Regions from separate parts of the Mus musculus genome. Here region 1 is linked to region 2. Evidence: chromatin loops called from intact Hi-C (ENCODE). Cell type or tissue: heart. All regions are shown on one strand.

Region 1 (8,000 bases), 350 kb before region 2:
CAGAGCCCTTGTACTTCTCACAGAAAACTTCCTTCACAGAGCATGGTGCAAGACCCAGATCTGTGGTTATTCAAAAGCTCCATTCAGTCAACATGAAGACTGTATACAGCCATGTATAAATGAAGATTTGTACAACCCAGGGAAGGAACTGAAAACGAAGGCATGCTTACCACTGTGAAGATTTTACATAACATCTTCCACATCTGTAGGACTGAAACTCATTTTGAATTAAGCAGACTTGAATTTTCAAGTTGTTCAAGAGTAAAGGTAGCAGGAGTTTGAAACAGGATGAGTTGTATAAGTCATTGACTGTAAGTATCCATAGCAACTATAGAAACTTCTCAGGGCAGAATCTTGATGTGCAATTACCTGAAAGCATATGGAATGCTCCCACATGGGTCCCTTTATCCCTTTATCACAAGACTGGTAGTGCATTGCACCTCCCTTGGGAATATCTTCCTTAAATGATTTTTGAGGGCCCATCAATAATTCATATTGCTATAGGATACATTTTAAAAGAAGAGGTAATTATGGATATGACTATTAAAGATGCCTTTCACTAATGGATTAATTCATGAATGAATCAGGAGCCACAACTGCTTCATTATAGACATCATAGAACCAGGGATTTGTCTGGAGTGAGGAGGTAGTAATATGAATGAAAGATGTAAGGCTGGCTATTTCTGAAAGACAAGGGTCATCCCACCATTACATTTCTAATTAGAGAGTGACCTGTGATGCCATAAGCCATATTGAAAGAGCTGTGAAATAATTCATAAATAATGAAATCTTCCAAACCCTGATGGAATTACATAATGCACAAAGGTGCAACACTCCTGGGAAAGACACTCAGTGGTCACATTTCCTTATTCCAAAAATTCAAATTCTCTCTCTCTCTCTCTCTCTCTCTCTCTCTCTCTAACTGTCCTCACACTCCCTATGTAGCCAAGGATGACTAAACTTCTGATTCTAAATGGTAAGATTATAGGCATACAGCATCATACTCAATTCATTTTTTCATATATGTTAAATAAAACCATGCCCCTAATTCAGCAGCTCTCATATTTATAAAGATCAGCGTGTAGGATAAGTGGGCATACAGACACATCCTAGGTAGAGCACAACCTCCAAGAAAGGTTGAATGTTGTAACTAAAAGTCTCCATGGTTCATGAGCCTGTTTCTTACCAATTTCATTGTTCTTCTTTATCTTCCACTGTCCCTCACTTATCATTCTTACTTTAGTGACTTCACTATATCCTCCACATTTACCCAGGAGGTGGGGAAAACAGGAATTCTGGATGTAGCCTGAACCATGTGTTAATGCGAACAGTGACCAGTGGTTCTATGACTGTACTGGATTGCAGAGGCACAGGCAGTACAGTGGTAAGTGTGGCTCACAAGAGAGCAGGTAGTGTTCTCTGGGTCTGATCTCCACATAATTCCTCAAAGCACACATGCTAGGAAATGGGAAAAGCTGAGGTGATGAACAGAGCAAGTGGTATCTGTCCAGGAAAGTCACTCGGATGTTCCTTCTGATGAACCCTGGAACAAACTTGTTAGTCTTTCAAAAAACTTATATTTTTATTTCTTTATTGTGCATGGCTGCATGCCTCTAATTGGTGAATGCCAGACATTGAAAGCCTCTGTCTCAAACAAACAATAAATGTGGATGGTTCCCAAAGAATGGTATCTAAGGTTTTCCTAAGGCTGACCTGAACATGTATGCATACATATATCCACATGTATGTCCTGTAACCCCACACTTACTTATGCACACACATTAATATATGAAAACTATAGATGAACTTCAGAAATAGACTAACTACATCTAGGAAACATGATAAACTAGTGAAGGCATTCTGTGATAGTAAGATCACTTTATGAGACTTGAAGTAAAGGATATCTGCTAGTACTGTATGCACATTGTAGACCATGTGCATGCAAAATCTAAGGTGACCACACAAAGACCCTTTGCTGTACTTTACCAACACAACCACTCCTTTGTCCATGTTTTTCCCTACTAAGGAAGAAGCCTGCTGCCATACTGCTAGGGAACTGCAAGGAAGCTTACTCCTCCATACAGGTCTTAATCTCCAGGTTTCCTCTGAAAAGTCTGAAATGTATAGAACTGAAAAGTGCCCTGGAGACCTGGGTTCCAGCCTAGCATAAGGTGTCCCTATGATCCTCTCAATCACTTCCTCTTAAGTAATGTTTTCATCCCAGAGAAAGCCAGGCCCTCTGTTGGTAAACCTACAGCACTACTTGGGATGCTGATGCCTCTCAAATATGTACTTGCTTGGGTATGAAAAGACTCTAAGGTGTAATAATCCTACTGTGATTGCAGATGAGATTATACCTCTTGAAACTTACATGATCCTTTAATGTATACCATACCTTTACCAGACTCTACTTTCTTTGTCCCTGTAACAATCCTATTGTAGGGTTGTGTAGTAATTATTCGACCTATTTTACTGCCAAGAAACATGGGACTCGGGGTCTTTTACACAACTGGTAAAAGGTCTGGGCCATCTATGTTTTCTTCCATTGTTTAGCCCCAACTATCCTGGAACTTAACTTGCTATGTAGACCAAGCTGGCCCTGAACTCACAGAGATTCACCTGACTCAAAATTCCTAGTTCTGGGGCTTACAGATGTGTGTGCATCTCTCTCTCTCTCTCAAACATTAAAAACTTTAGTTACATTTACATGTGTGTATGTGCGCATGCAGGTGTACATTTGGGGGTAAAGAACAACTGACATTGCCAGTTTTCTCTTTCTACCATGTAAGTCTCAGAGACCAAATTCAAATTACCAGCCTTACACTCATTTCCTCCCCCCATACACAGTCTCTTTCTCTCCAGTACCCTGCCTCCACGAAGGATGCACTCACACATGTGCACACATGCACATACCCACACCAAAAACACACACAGTCACATGCACACACATGTTGACACGCATGCACACAACCAAACACACACACTCTCACACACAAGCATACACATATTCACATGTATGCACACACTCACACAAATGCACACACACACCACACACATATGCACACACATATACACATGTGCAGACACACAAACACACAAATACACACACTCACATGCATGCACACACACTTACACATAGACATACATATACTCATACTCGCACACACTCAAATGCACACACACATTCACACACATGCACAAATACATACACACCACACACACACACACACACACACATTCACACATATACACACACACATAGAGTTGATCACACTGGCCTCCAGTTCATATAGTTCTGCCTACCTGTGTCTTGGGAATGCTGGGACTAGAGGTTTTCAGCACCACTTCCAGCCTGTTCTTACCATTTTAATCTCTTTTTTTTTCTTCTCCCCAATCTAAGCAGACAGCTCCATTGCACTACAGTCACAACATGGAACTTGTATAAGTTCAACAAAAAGGCTATCTAAAGCTATACTACAGCCTTGGGAAGAATGTTTTCCTGATGAATGAGTCCTCTTCCTTCCTCCCTCCCTCCCTTCCTCCCTTCCTCCCTCCCTCCCCTCCCTCCCTTCCTTCCTTCCTTCTTTCCTTTTATATTGAGCAAAGAGCCAAGAAAAAGCAACAGTAGATTTCTTTTTAGGACAGCGACTGCTTTAGAAATCAAAGGCACTGCATGTGAATGTGTTCACACTAGACAGGGTTTATGTTTGTTTAATAACAGCCAATACTGTCTTTAGGGTCTTTGCACCTTTATTTTTGTGGTGTTGGGGACCTGAGCCAGAGTCTTGCATATGCCAGGCAAGCTCTGTACCACTAGGCCAGCTGCTTCATACCAGCACCTGAGCATCTTCTGACACAGACAGGAAGCACTGGGAAATAGTGTGTGTGATATTTCTTAAAATGGCAAAGAAATGGCTCATAGTATTTTAGGTTTCAGGCTGTTTTTATTAGGTTGGAGTTGCCAACTTTTATGGGACAAATACTCAAAAGAGTGGAAATTTTACAAAACCAAATATAAATATAAATGTGTTATTCAGACAAGAGGAACTGAATTAATGATGCTCCCTCTCATGAGTCAGCTGTGACAGTCACCTCTTATTTAGCCAGGCTCCCAGGAGGGGTGCTGAAGACAGGAACTGCTCTTCAGGGTCTTGAGACTAATTCTCTGTGGACATGTCATTGAAATCAACACAGAAGTGTTCTCTCCTTAGAGATAACTTTAAGGATCATTATACATAAGGACATGTGGCATCTGAATGCCCTAGGGTCTTGTCTAGGGCATCATCTGCAATAAGCATTTGGAGAGATGTCACTTCCTCAAATATAACAGTAGATGGTGCTGCAGTCAACCAAAAGCCCTGGAAATCTATGACCTAAAGGCTTTTCTGTGAGAGGAAAAGTAGCTTAAAAGCTGCCCAGAGATCACAGCTTACTGAATATCACACTCTGAATTGAAACCCTTCACCCAACAAGTTTTTGTAAAATTAGATAAATGTGTTATTATCCATTTACGTGTGTGTGCATGTGTGTGCATGTATGTGTATGTGGGGGACAGAGAACAAATTGTAGGAGTTACTTCTCTCCTTCCACCATATGGGATCTGGGTTGAACTCCAGTCATCAGGATTAGCAGCAAACACTACCCAATGAGCCATATCACTGCCTGACTGTAAGCGTAGCTTTTAAAATGGGCTTACAAATTCCTTATGGATATTTGAGTGGTCTCCTATGACATTTTACACTTACGTGTCTTTATACTTTGTCAGATTGTCCCCACACCCACCCACCTCCCTCACTGTGGACCCTGCTCCCCTTTGGTCCATTCCCTTGTGCTTCCATGTCAACATAGTCTATTTCCTTCTCATTTCCTTTATTTCCTTAAGAGCTCTTCTTCTCCTCTTATAATCTCCTTTCTAGTTTTATGACCCCCCACTACATATCTACAAACACACACACACACACACACACACACACACACACACACTATATATATATATATATATATATATACATATATATGCATATATATGTACATGTATATGTATGCATATATACATATGTATGCATGTATATATGTATAAAACAATGGCAGAGTTTTCAGGAAAAAATTTTCTGCAAATTACCCCATTCCATTCCATCCAATCCATCCAACCAACAGATACCTATGTGGCAACCCCACTGTATTAGGCACTTGCTGGGTGTTGTGTTTGCAAAATGATAATAGCAGACAGAGTATATAGCCTTCCGAATATTAGGATTAAACAAGTAATGCCTCCCAAAATGATTCTGCTATATAGAGTTTAATGTAACCACAGGGGACATACCAGATAAAAGACAATAGGACTCCTGACTAAACTGAAGAATCAGGGGTCAACACTTAGGTAAAATGGAGTTTGACAAGGTGTCTATGTCTTATGTTGAAATATAGAACTAGCATCTGGACTCCTTTACTCCATTTAAGATCCTCGCAGTTTGCACTCCCACCAGCAATGAAGAAGTATTTCCCTCACTCCACATCTTTTCCAGCATGTGCTCTTAAGTGTTTGATCTTAGCCTTTCTGATGGGTGTAAGATGGAACCTCAGAGTTGTGTTTATTTGCATTTCGCTGATGACTAAGAAAGAAATATGAACATTTCTTTAGGTGCTTCTCACAGCCATTCAAGATTCCTCTGCAGAGAATTGTGTTTAGCTCTTGTACCCCATATTTTATTAGATATTTACTTTATTTACATTTCAAATGTTGTCCCTTCCCTGGATTCCCCTCCAAACCCCTCTTATGCCCTCCCCATCCCTCTGCTCACCAACCCATGTACCCCATTTTTTAATTGGGCCCTTTGGGTTGTTGGTGTCTAACTTATTGAGTTCTTTGTAAATTTTGGATATTAGCCCTGGGTCAGATGGAGGGTTGGTGAAGATTTTTTTCCCAATCTGTAGGCTGCCGTTTTATCCTATTGACAGAGTCCTTTGCCTTACAGAAGATTTGTAGTTTCATGAGGCCCTACAACTGGAGCAGGAGGTATCCTAAAAGTTGTTACCTATGGACAGTGGTGGCACACGTCTATAATCCCAGCACTTGGGAGGCAGAGGCAGGCAGATTTCTATGTTCAAGGCCAGCCTGGTCTATAAAGTGAGTTCCAGGACAGCCAGGGCTATACAGAGAAACCTTGTCTCGAAAAACAAAAAAACAGAAAAACAAACAACAACAACAACAACAACAACAACAAGCTGTTACCTGTACCTGGGATATATTCTTCTAGCTAGCCTGCCTTGTCTGGCCTCAGTAGGAGAGGAAGTGCCCAGCCTCACTTACTTAAAGTGCCAGGGTGGGGGGATACTCCAGGGAACTCCACCCGCTCATAGGAAGATAGTGGGAAGGGGAAAGAAATGTGGGAGGGGCTTATGGAGAGGAAGGCAGTGAGCAGGGTATAAAGTGAATAAATAAAAGAAAAAAAAACTTAGATTAAATTTAAAAAAAAAGACCCTCACAGGCTTGTAAATAAAGTAATTGGTCTCCTTTGCCATCTGCACTATTTGAATTGCATAGAGAATAGCTTCCTTCTCCTGATGTTATTTAATAATTTAACTACCTAAAATTAATTACAACTCACATTACTGTCATATGTCTCTTGAGTGAATGCAAGCTGCTTATTGTTTGGCTTTTGCACTGAAGTACTTGGAGAAGTTCTCAGTGTTTTAGCATGTGGTATGTGGAAGGTACGTTCAATGTTGAGTGGTCTGACTTCCCCTGGGAATTTCATTCATTTCATACTGAGGTGCTGTGATTAATAAGCAAAAGAAGTTGAAAAGGCATAGCCAAGAGTGGATCTGGCAGACAGGAAGGGAAGGGGCATTACACTCAGTCTTGAACATTTTAACCAGATAATAGCAAAATAAAGGTTGACATAAAACATGACATTCCTCTTTCATATTACCTCTATCTCAAATGGCTCGCTGATTATATTTTAAAATCCAAACTCATCAATTCCAAAGACTGATTCTTGAATGAGTAAAACTAAATCTGAATGTCTCCTCTTAAGGGGATTAAAAAGCTGTATTGTAAGGAAATGTGTTTCATGAGCCACAGGCAATGCTCTTTGCCTTTAGTTAGGACCTTGCAGAAGCAAATACCTTATTATTTTTGATGCTATTACTATTTTATTTCATCTTTTCAAAAAGTTAACTCAGGACTGCCGTGATCTTTTTTACTGTATTCAATTCTTCATTTATCATTGTATAAAAAGTATGGCTTAAAGCTAGCATGATCTTTCCAACCATTTCTTTAGACAAGTAAACATTTATACATGCCAGGTTACAAGATACATATTCAATATAGTGAAAAGCTTACTGCACAGTTTCTCTTAATTTATGTATGCCTTCATATCTATTTTGTGTGTGTGTGTGTGTGTGTGTGTGTGTGTGTGTGTGAGAGAGAGAGAGAGAGAGAGAGAGAGAGAGAGAGAGAGAGAGAGAGAGAGAGTACATAGCTGAAACTGGTCTTGAACTCAATCAAATAGCCCAGGCTGGCCTCAGACTCTAGATCCTATAGGCATATTCCTTATGCCTGGGGTCTTTCATGTCTGTGTTTGGAAGTCAGGAGTGTTTAATGGTGCTGTAACATAAGAAAGCAGCATTGTAATATAGTGGGGTGGGTGACCTTCCTGCTCTGTTGTGTTGTCCGTATGGTATGGTCTTGAGCAAACCCTTCAATTACTCAGAGCCTTTCATGTTTTCATCTTTATAAAGATAAAGGGGTTTTGCTTGATAAGAGGTCTCCTACCATGCGCTAGCCTATCTTCCCTGTTGACTTTATTTTGCTGCCCTTGATATGAGCCTTCCTCCTGTGATCCAGGCACTATCAACTTTGTCTTCTTTAAACTGATAAGAGTACAGAGCCTAAGACCCTGTTTGTGTAGTCTTTTCCACTTTTAGTATGTTCTCCAGATGGTTTCAGAGATACTGTTTTGAAACACAGTCTTATCTCCTCTGTTAAACAGCAAAAT
Region 2 (8,000 bases):
GGGTAGATAACTTGTTACTTGTAGAGAGAATCTTGCTCACCTTGACAATGAACTGCAGTTGAGGTGGTGCCAACTTCGTTATGGAACAAACATGCTCTGGAGATGCAATCACCATTAATCTCGTCTTGATCGTCCTTAAGGGCTTCTTCAATTGAAACTATAAACATACACAGTTGTATTCTGTTATTATCCCTGTCTGAGTAAGCAATATAGAGAACCCACAATCTCATCAAAATAACCCACTATACCCTGTAATTTATAAAGCTGTCTCATAGTGATGCTGTAGTTAAAGATAACATCCATTCGCAAAGCGACAATTTGAGTTGTTTTTCCAAGGCTGTAATACGATGCTCTTAGCTGCAATCAAACCTAATTTATTCCAAGTTCTGCTTTCAAAGGCAATGCAGGGTCCCACATGTCTAAACGCAGTAGTTAGGAACAAAACTAAATCAATGTCCTTTTTGCTCCATCTATCCCTCAGCTTCTCACCATGTCTGTCTCTCTTTTTCACCCACACACCTTTCCTCATTAATGGCCCATCCTTACATTTCTGGTACATTTTGGAAATGCCAAGAAATGTACCCTACTCTATACTAATTAGCTCAGGCTTCAAAGGAAAACTATTAGAATCTTTTCAGCATTTCTCAGGAGACTCTAACATGCACCCAGAACTGAACCACCCCTCTGTTGGAGCAACACATATCAATGGCTCCATAGTCTTCAGTGTGACAATCCACCCTCTAGTGCACAATTTTCACAAGAGGACACAGCCGTTCTGACCTTCATAGAGTATTGAAATTTTCCCCCACAATTAAGGCTTCCCTCAGAAATGGCATTTCAATGCATTAAGTTCCTCTTTCTACAAGTAGAGAAGAGCCACCTCACTACTGGTTAATTGGTTCTTAATAGCTCATACTAAGAGAAAAGAGGATAAATTTCAGAGTGTAGAAAGGCAATACCCACCCAAGTAGAGTCTCCTCTGTCTTGTGGGAGTGTCTCCTTTTTGGCTGGATGATAAAGGAATACAGTGCAGGAAGACTTAATTCTGCTGGCACAGAAGCATGAAGGAGCCAACCAGGATGTAACACCTGCAATTGCAAAGAGCTTATCACACACTTGAGAAGTAAAAATAATGCTCAGAATGAGGAATACATTTCATGTTAGGAACAAGATAGACAAGGGCTACCTACTGGGGAACTACTACACATAATTGCACTGTTTTGGTTATTTTACTTTATAAATAAAATGATAAATGAGACTGGTCTCATATATCCTAGACTGTGTTCTAACTTGCTACATACTTAAAAATGACTTTAAACCTCCTTTAACCCACAGCCTTGTGCATGCTAGTCAAATACTTCACCAAATGAGCTACATCCCATGCCCCAGGTAACATATTTAAACAAGTCCAACTGCTGAGCAAAAATATATTCTCCAATTATACCTCATGTAGTATCTATCCTTGGTACTACTGTGGCTGTAAATGTTGATGCATTTTCACCTATTTAGTTTGAGATGTAGATTTTCAACCAGTGAAATCTTGTATTGTGGAGTGGCAAGATGGCCCGATGAACACCAAGACACTACACCTAACCTCTGGGACCTTCATGGTAGATCCTTTAACATTGTCCTCTCAGCTCCACATATGCACATAGAACACATATATGTGCCCCCTATTGTAAGACTCTGGGGAGCCTTAGCTTACCAGGATCCCCTGAGTGAACCATGTGGAGCCAGAACTGATGCAAAAAGCAAGAGGAATTTATTGTTCCAGTGCACTGCGGTCGTCCCAGACCCGAAGGAGGGGTGGTGACCCTCCGGTGCCCATTCAGCGAGTTTTTATATGGTTTCCAGGGGCAGAATAGAGTATCAGCAACTAGGTACAATATGATTGGTGTAACAGTGTGCCCTTTAAACTGATTGGTCTTTAGGGAATAAGGTGGCAAGGACTTCCCTTGTCTGAAGGTGGCAATGGTCCATCCTGTAGAATGTGTCCCACCCACAGGTCAGTTCCCACACTGTGGTCTGAGGAATGTTAATTAACCTCTCCCTTCTGTAGGGACAAGTGTTTCATGACCTTCCCAAAGTATCTTAGCTGACCTTTTCACTATAATAGCACACACTGCCCCCCCTAAATCAATAGAAAGAAAATATAAAGAAAAAAACGTAATAAAAAGAAATTTTGTATTAACTTGCTATAGGTACCATAACAAAGTATTACAAACTGAATAGCTTACATAAAAGAATTTATTTTCTCTCAGACCTGGAGGCCAGAAATCCAAGATTAAGATGTCAGCAGGGTTGATGTCTCTCCTCTCAGGGTGTTAGTGTCTGTCTTCTCCCTGTCATCTTCACATGGTCTTCTCTCCGTGCCTGCCCTACTCTCTTCTCCTTGACGGTATCGGTTGTAGTGGTTTAAGTTCTATCTTGCTGATGCTCTTCTTTTGACTTAGTGACCTCAATTATTGTCTCAACATGCTCACATTCTGAGACATTGAAGATTATAACTGATGTGAATTAAGAGAGGGAATATAACTCAGTCATTGCAGGGTGGGGTCATGCCAATCTGGAAGAAAGGAGTGAGGAGGTGGTGGAAAGAGAGCACAGTATCTATTACTAGCTGATGACAGATAGTCACTTTCATGAATATTTTGTAATTTCATTATATCGTGGGGTCTACATTTTACAGCCATAGCATTGATCTACGTTATCAACAACCTCCACCCCCAGCCAGAATATGTGAGCCTCTCTGACATGTGGTAGAGGAGACAGAACTCTCCCTTAGGTTTTCGGAGTAATATCAATGCATTTCTAACTGGATTCTCACCTGTCTGCAGCCCATGCCAAAAGCAATCAGAAAGGGGATCTCATGTTAAGCACCCATGTTCTAAGGTGGCAGAGTCTGAAGAGCAGGGAGCTGTTTCCAAAAGGACTGTAGGTTTCTAAAGGCTTTTGGCTATTGGTCCAGCTGGACTAATTTGATTTTTTTTCTCTAAAATCTCCAAGACTGCCCTGAATAGCTGAACTCATGCCTGAAAATAAGATCCTTTAGATGTGTCTATGGATAGCTTATTTGACATAAATAGCTTTAGGAGTTAATTTCAAGATATGGGCCAGGTAAGTAATTGCATTCTTTAGTAACCTTCAGACATCTGTATGCTTCAAATTCTTTGTAGATTTTTTAAAAAGAAATAAGATACTTCTGTAGGAATAAATGCCTGCACTAGGCACCAAGTTTTATTCTAGAAGCTATGGTTATGCCTTATTTCTTAGAACTCTGATTTCTACTAAACTTGACCATCTCAAATACAAGCAAGAACCAGGAATAAAGTTGCTCTGGGCAACAAACCTGAAAGTCACATGTACCGAGGGTCACACGCTTTATGTATTGGAGATCTGCTCAGATACTCTCTTGTGAGCTTATTGACTCTTCCTGCCCATGAATTTCAAATGATTGTAGTGGTCGTCTGATTTCTGAGTTCGATGAGCATCAGATTGTAAGATTTTTTTTAATTTTTTTATATTTTTTATTACGTATTTTCCTCAATTACATTTCCAATGCTATCCCAAAAGTCCCCCATACCTCCCCCCCCCACTCCCCTACCCACCCATTCCCACTTTTTGGCCCTGGCATTCCCCTGTACTGGGGCATATAAAGTTTGTGTGTCCAATGGGGCTCTCTTTCTAATGATGGCTTACTAGGCCATCTTTTGATACATATGCAGCTAGAGTCAAGAGCTCCGGAGTACTGGTTAGTTCATAATGTTGTTGCACCTACAGGGTTGCAGTTCTCTCTAGCTCCTTGATTACTTTCTCTAGCTCCTCCATTGGGGGCCCTGTGATCCATCCGATAGCTGACTGTTAGCATCCACTTTTGTGTTTGCTAGGCTCCGGCCTAGTCTCACAAGAGACAGCTATATCAGGGTCCTTTCAGCAAATGCTTGCTAGTGTATGCAATGGTGTCATCGTTTGGAGGCTAATTATGGGATGGATCCCTGGATATGGCAGTCTCTAGATGGTCCATCCTTTTGTCTCAGCTCCAAACTTTGTCTCTGTAACTCCTTCCATGGGTGATTGTTTCCAATTCTAAGAAGGGGCAAAGTGTCCACACTTTGGTCTTCGTTCTTCTTCAGTTTCATGTGTTTTTCAAATTGTCTCTTATATCTTGGGTATACTAAGTTTCTGGGCTAATATCCACTTATCACTGAGTACATATCATTTGAATTCTTTTGTGATTGTGTTACCTCACTCAGGATGATGCCCTCCAGGTCCAACCATTTGCCTAGGAATTTCATAAATTCATTCTTTTTATTTGTAAGATTTCTATTGGCCAGAATACAGCAGTGAGAAGGGTCACCTGGTTGTTTAGAAGAAAAACATTTCTGAAGACAAGTTTCTAACAAGCAAATGATTGTTTTTTAGCATGGATAAATTTAAACGTTGGTGTATAGTGTTGGTGTCAAGTCTATTCCTGCACACAAAATGTAATTTGTAATGATAACCCTGCGTTATAAAGATTGAAGAACTAGAGACTGACTGTGAATTTATTGCCAAACTTTGTTCAGGATGATAAAGAACTGCCTTGCTTAGGAAATATTTGCATCCCAAATAAAAAGAGGAAAAACTTAAAAACATTAGCATTGAACAGGATGCTTTTCACTTGCAGGAAATTACATGTCATGGGAAAAAATTAAAAACCACTATAATTGTCTATTTCTAGCCAAAAGACATTCTCTGCTGTAAATCATTAAATCCCCTCCAGTCAGCAAAATAAATTTGGAGGTCTGATGTCTGGTGGCCAGGTCCAGTGATGACCCTGCTCTTCCTGTGAGGCTATACCTGACTGCTCTTCCTTTCCCACGTGACCTGGACTTTTCAGTCTGCAGGATGGGTTAGAGTCATCAGCCACTGCCACCAGAGGTTGGGGGCCTTGGATGATTCACGATTCACCATCTTTCTCATGCTCCTAATGCAACCGCTTACCCTTATTCTTAATAAAGACATAACTAGCCCATCTCTCTTACAGAAAGATAAGAAGCTGATTCTTCTCACATAAATTACATATATTAATCCACTTATAGTCCTTTACCCAAATTTCTAGAATATTCAAGTCATGGGGTAATATAAAGTGTAATATAAAGTTTCACTAGATTCAGATGTCCAGTTTAGGCTTAAACTGAAAATGAAAAGTGCTGTTTATGCCAGAAGCCCAAGGGATTCTAGGGCTGGCGGATGAGGAACCCAAGTATCTGCTTATCAACTCTATTGTGAATGACACAAGGAACACTCTCCCTTTCTCAGATCCCAGGGAAGCGGTGAGGCTGCTGGAAGATCATCCTTAGAGGTGAAGGTGCCCTCTAGAAGGGAAAGCTGAACTGTGGTGGTGGTGGTGGTGGTGGTGGTGGTGGTGGTGGTGGTGGTGGTGGTGGTAGTGGTGGTAGTGGTGGTGGTGGTGGTTTTTATTCAAAGATCCATTTACCAAAGAAGAGCCCAGAATAGCTTGTTCTAAGTTCCTAGGGATGGGGACTATGATCATAGAGACTGCTCCTCCTTCTGTGATAGAAACATCCAAGGAGTGAGCTGCTGCTGCTGAACCCCTGTGGGTATGGTATTCCAGAGAGAGGATGCAAGCTACCCTACCACACCTCCTCCAAAGTGAGTGTGGAAGAGTGGTACCTTCCTCGTGGCTCCCCTAAAAGTAAAGAGAAAAATGAAGAGGAAGGGTTACAGAAAGATGTGAAGGGAGAATTTTCTCACTGATGAAGGGACCTAGAAAGAGCAAGGCCTCCAAAAAGCCATGCAGATCTCCAGCAGTATAGACTGTATAAGATGCTGCTGAGCTGAGCCAGGGACAGTGCCCACTGAGAGTTGATCGAAGACTTCTGAGTCAGCCCAGTTCTGAGACTAAGGCTGTTTTATTTTTTTTCCCAATCTGATTTTATATCACTTTAATTACATGCAAGTATTAAGGACAAGTAGTACAATGAGGAGCAAGCAAGGCAATAAATACAAATAGTCAAGGAACAAACAAGACAATAAACAAAGTCCCAAGATCACTCCCAGGATCACTGTTTCTAAGGGCTTATCAGGACGATCAAGATATCTGAGCCTACTTCCCCATCCTAGCCCAAAGTCACTTTCATGCCGGAAGCCGACTTCTTTGTTCCACCCAATGTCAGATTCCTGCCTAAACTTACTTCTTTGTCATGCCCTAATGCAAAACCAATTTCTAACAATAAGAAAAATTCTGGGGAAATCAACATCCCTGACCTCAAGCAGTACTACAGTATGATATTGGTACAGAGACAGACAAATAGATCAAAGGAATAGAATTGAAGACCCAAAACTAAATCCACACACCTATGGAAATTTGATCTTTGACAAAGAAGCCAAAATATACAATGGAAAAAAAGAAAGGATCTTCAATAAATAATGCTGGTCTAGCCGGCAGTCTGTATGTAGAAAAATGAAACTAGATCCATATTTATCACCTTACACAAAGCTCAAGTCCAAGTGGATCAAGGGCCTCAACATAAAACCAGATGCACTGAATCTAATAGAAGAGAAAGTGGGAAAGAGCCTTGAACTCATTGGCATGGTGGGGACATTTCCTAAACAGAACTCCAATGGCTCAGGCTCTAAGATCAAAAATTGATAAATGAGACCTCATGAAACTGAAAAGATCCTGTAAGGGATAAGACAAAGTCAAACAGGACAAACCAGCAACCTACAGAGTAGGGAAAATTTTCACTAACCCCACATCCGATAGAGGGCTAATATCTAAAATATACAAAAAACTCAAGAAACTAACCTCCAAAAAAAAAAAATGACAAAATTTTAAAATGGTGTACAGAGTTAAGTAGAGAGTTCACAACAGAGAAATCTCGAATGGCCAAGAAGCACTTAAAGCAATGTTCAAAGTCCTTAGTAATCAGAGAAATGCAAATCAAAATGACCCTGAGATTCCACCTTACTCCAATCAGAATGGCTAAGATAAAAAAACACAGGTGAGGGCACATGCTTGCAAGGATGTAGAGAAAAAGGAACACTCCTCCTTTGCTAGTGGGATTACAAACTGGTACAATCATTCTGGAAATCAATCTGAAAATCAGAAATAGATCTACCTGAAGACCCAACTATACCACTCTTGGGCATATAGCCAAAAGATGCCCCACCATACCACAGGGACATGTGTTCCACCATGTTCATAGCAGCCTTGTTTGTAGTAGCCAGAAGCTGGAAACAACACAGATATCCCTCAAACAAAGAATGGATGCAGAAAATGTGGTTCATTTACACAGTGGAATATTATTCAGCCATTACGAATGACGAAATCATGAGTTTTGCAGACAAATGGATGGCTAGAAAGTATCTTCCAAAGTATCTGAGTGAGGTAACCCAGACCCAAAAGGACATGCATGGTATGTACTCATTAATAAGTGGATATTAGCCAAAAAGTACAGAATACCTAGGATATAACCCATAAAGCTTAAGTTTAAACACTACTGATTTTCAGTGTTAGAGATGAGGAGATTGAGACACAGTCGGGTTAAGTACCTCTCTACTCTTTACCTGGAGGAGCTGGATTCAAACTCGGGCATGGAGGCTAGCCAGTCAGCCTCAACTCATCCTAACCCTGTTCTGTATCATGGTTATTTAAAATTGCCTTTGTCGATTCCTAATACTGATGAGTTAGTTTACGTCTTTGATTATTAATGATGCCAGACATTTTGTTATTGTATTGATATTGTGTTCCTTTCTAATTAAGTGTTCATTTATAGTGCTTGCTAGTAAAGTTAGTTTGTTGAATAGAGTCTTGCTAAATAGCCAAGACTGGCCTGAAGCTAACCATGTACCCAGGCAATCCTTAAGGCTTAGATTCCTAAATGCTAATATTACAAGCAGTAATCCTTACATTAATTGCCACTAGTCTTTTTCTTTATTATTTATGAGAAGTCTTTTTTATGAGAAGTCTTATTTTTAACATCTCAGCCATTGGA

Evidence for each region. Hi-C counts contacts between places; a loop is a spot of excess contacts. Peaks named below come from ENCODE experiments on the same cell type or tissue, not always from the same donor. Only the 100,000 strongest peaks of a DNase experiment are listed, where the experiment ranks them.
Region 1: it touches region 2 in a loop (2.9-fold over the local background); 7 of 42 quality-filtered maps call a loop at or near these places.

The regions. Positions count from the first base shown.
Region 1 is chr14:49,730,441-49,738,440 of GRCm38, reverse strand. All of the region lies in intron 5 of Armh4 (armadillo-like helical domain containing 4), which reads left to right. All of the region lies in intron 1 of Gm36146 (a long non-coding RNA gene), which reads right to left. Among named protein-coding and RNA genes, the nearest start is that of Gm36146, 16 kb to the right of the region's middle. In heart, a CTCF peak has its summit at 4,319 (motif pointing right); no DNase peak of the experiment used is centred here.
Region 2 is chr14:49,380,940-49,388,939 of GRCm38, reverse strand. The region is part of intron 1 of Slc35f4 (solute carrier family 35, member F4); the gene reads left to right. Gm52146 (a long non-coding RNA gene) reads right to left here and starts at 2,815. Exons shown (of 3, transcript XR_003951216.1): 1 at 2,264-2,815; 2 at 964-1,088; 3 at 4-157. In heart, no CTCF peak of the experiment used is centred here; no DNase peak of the experiment used is centred here.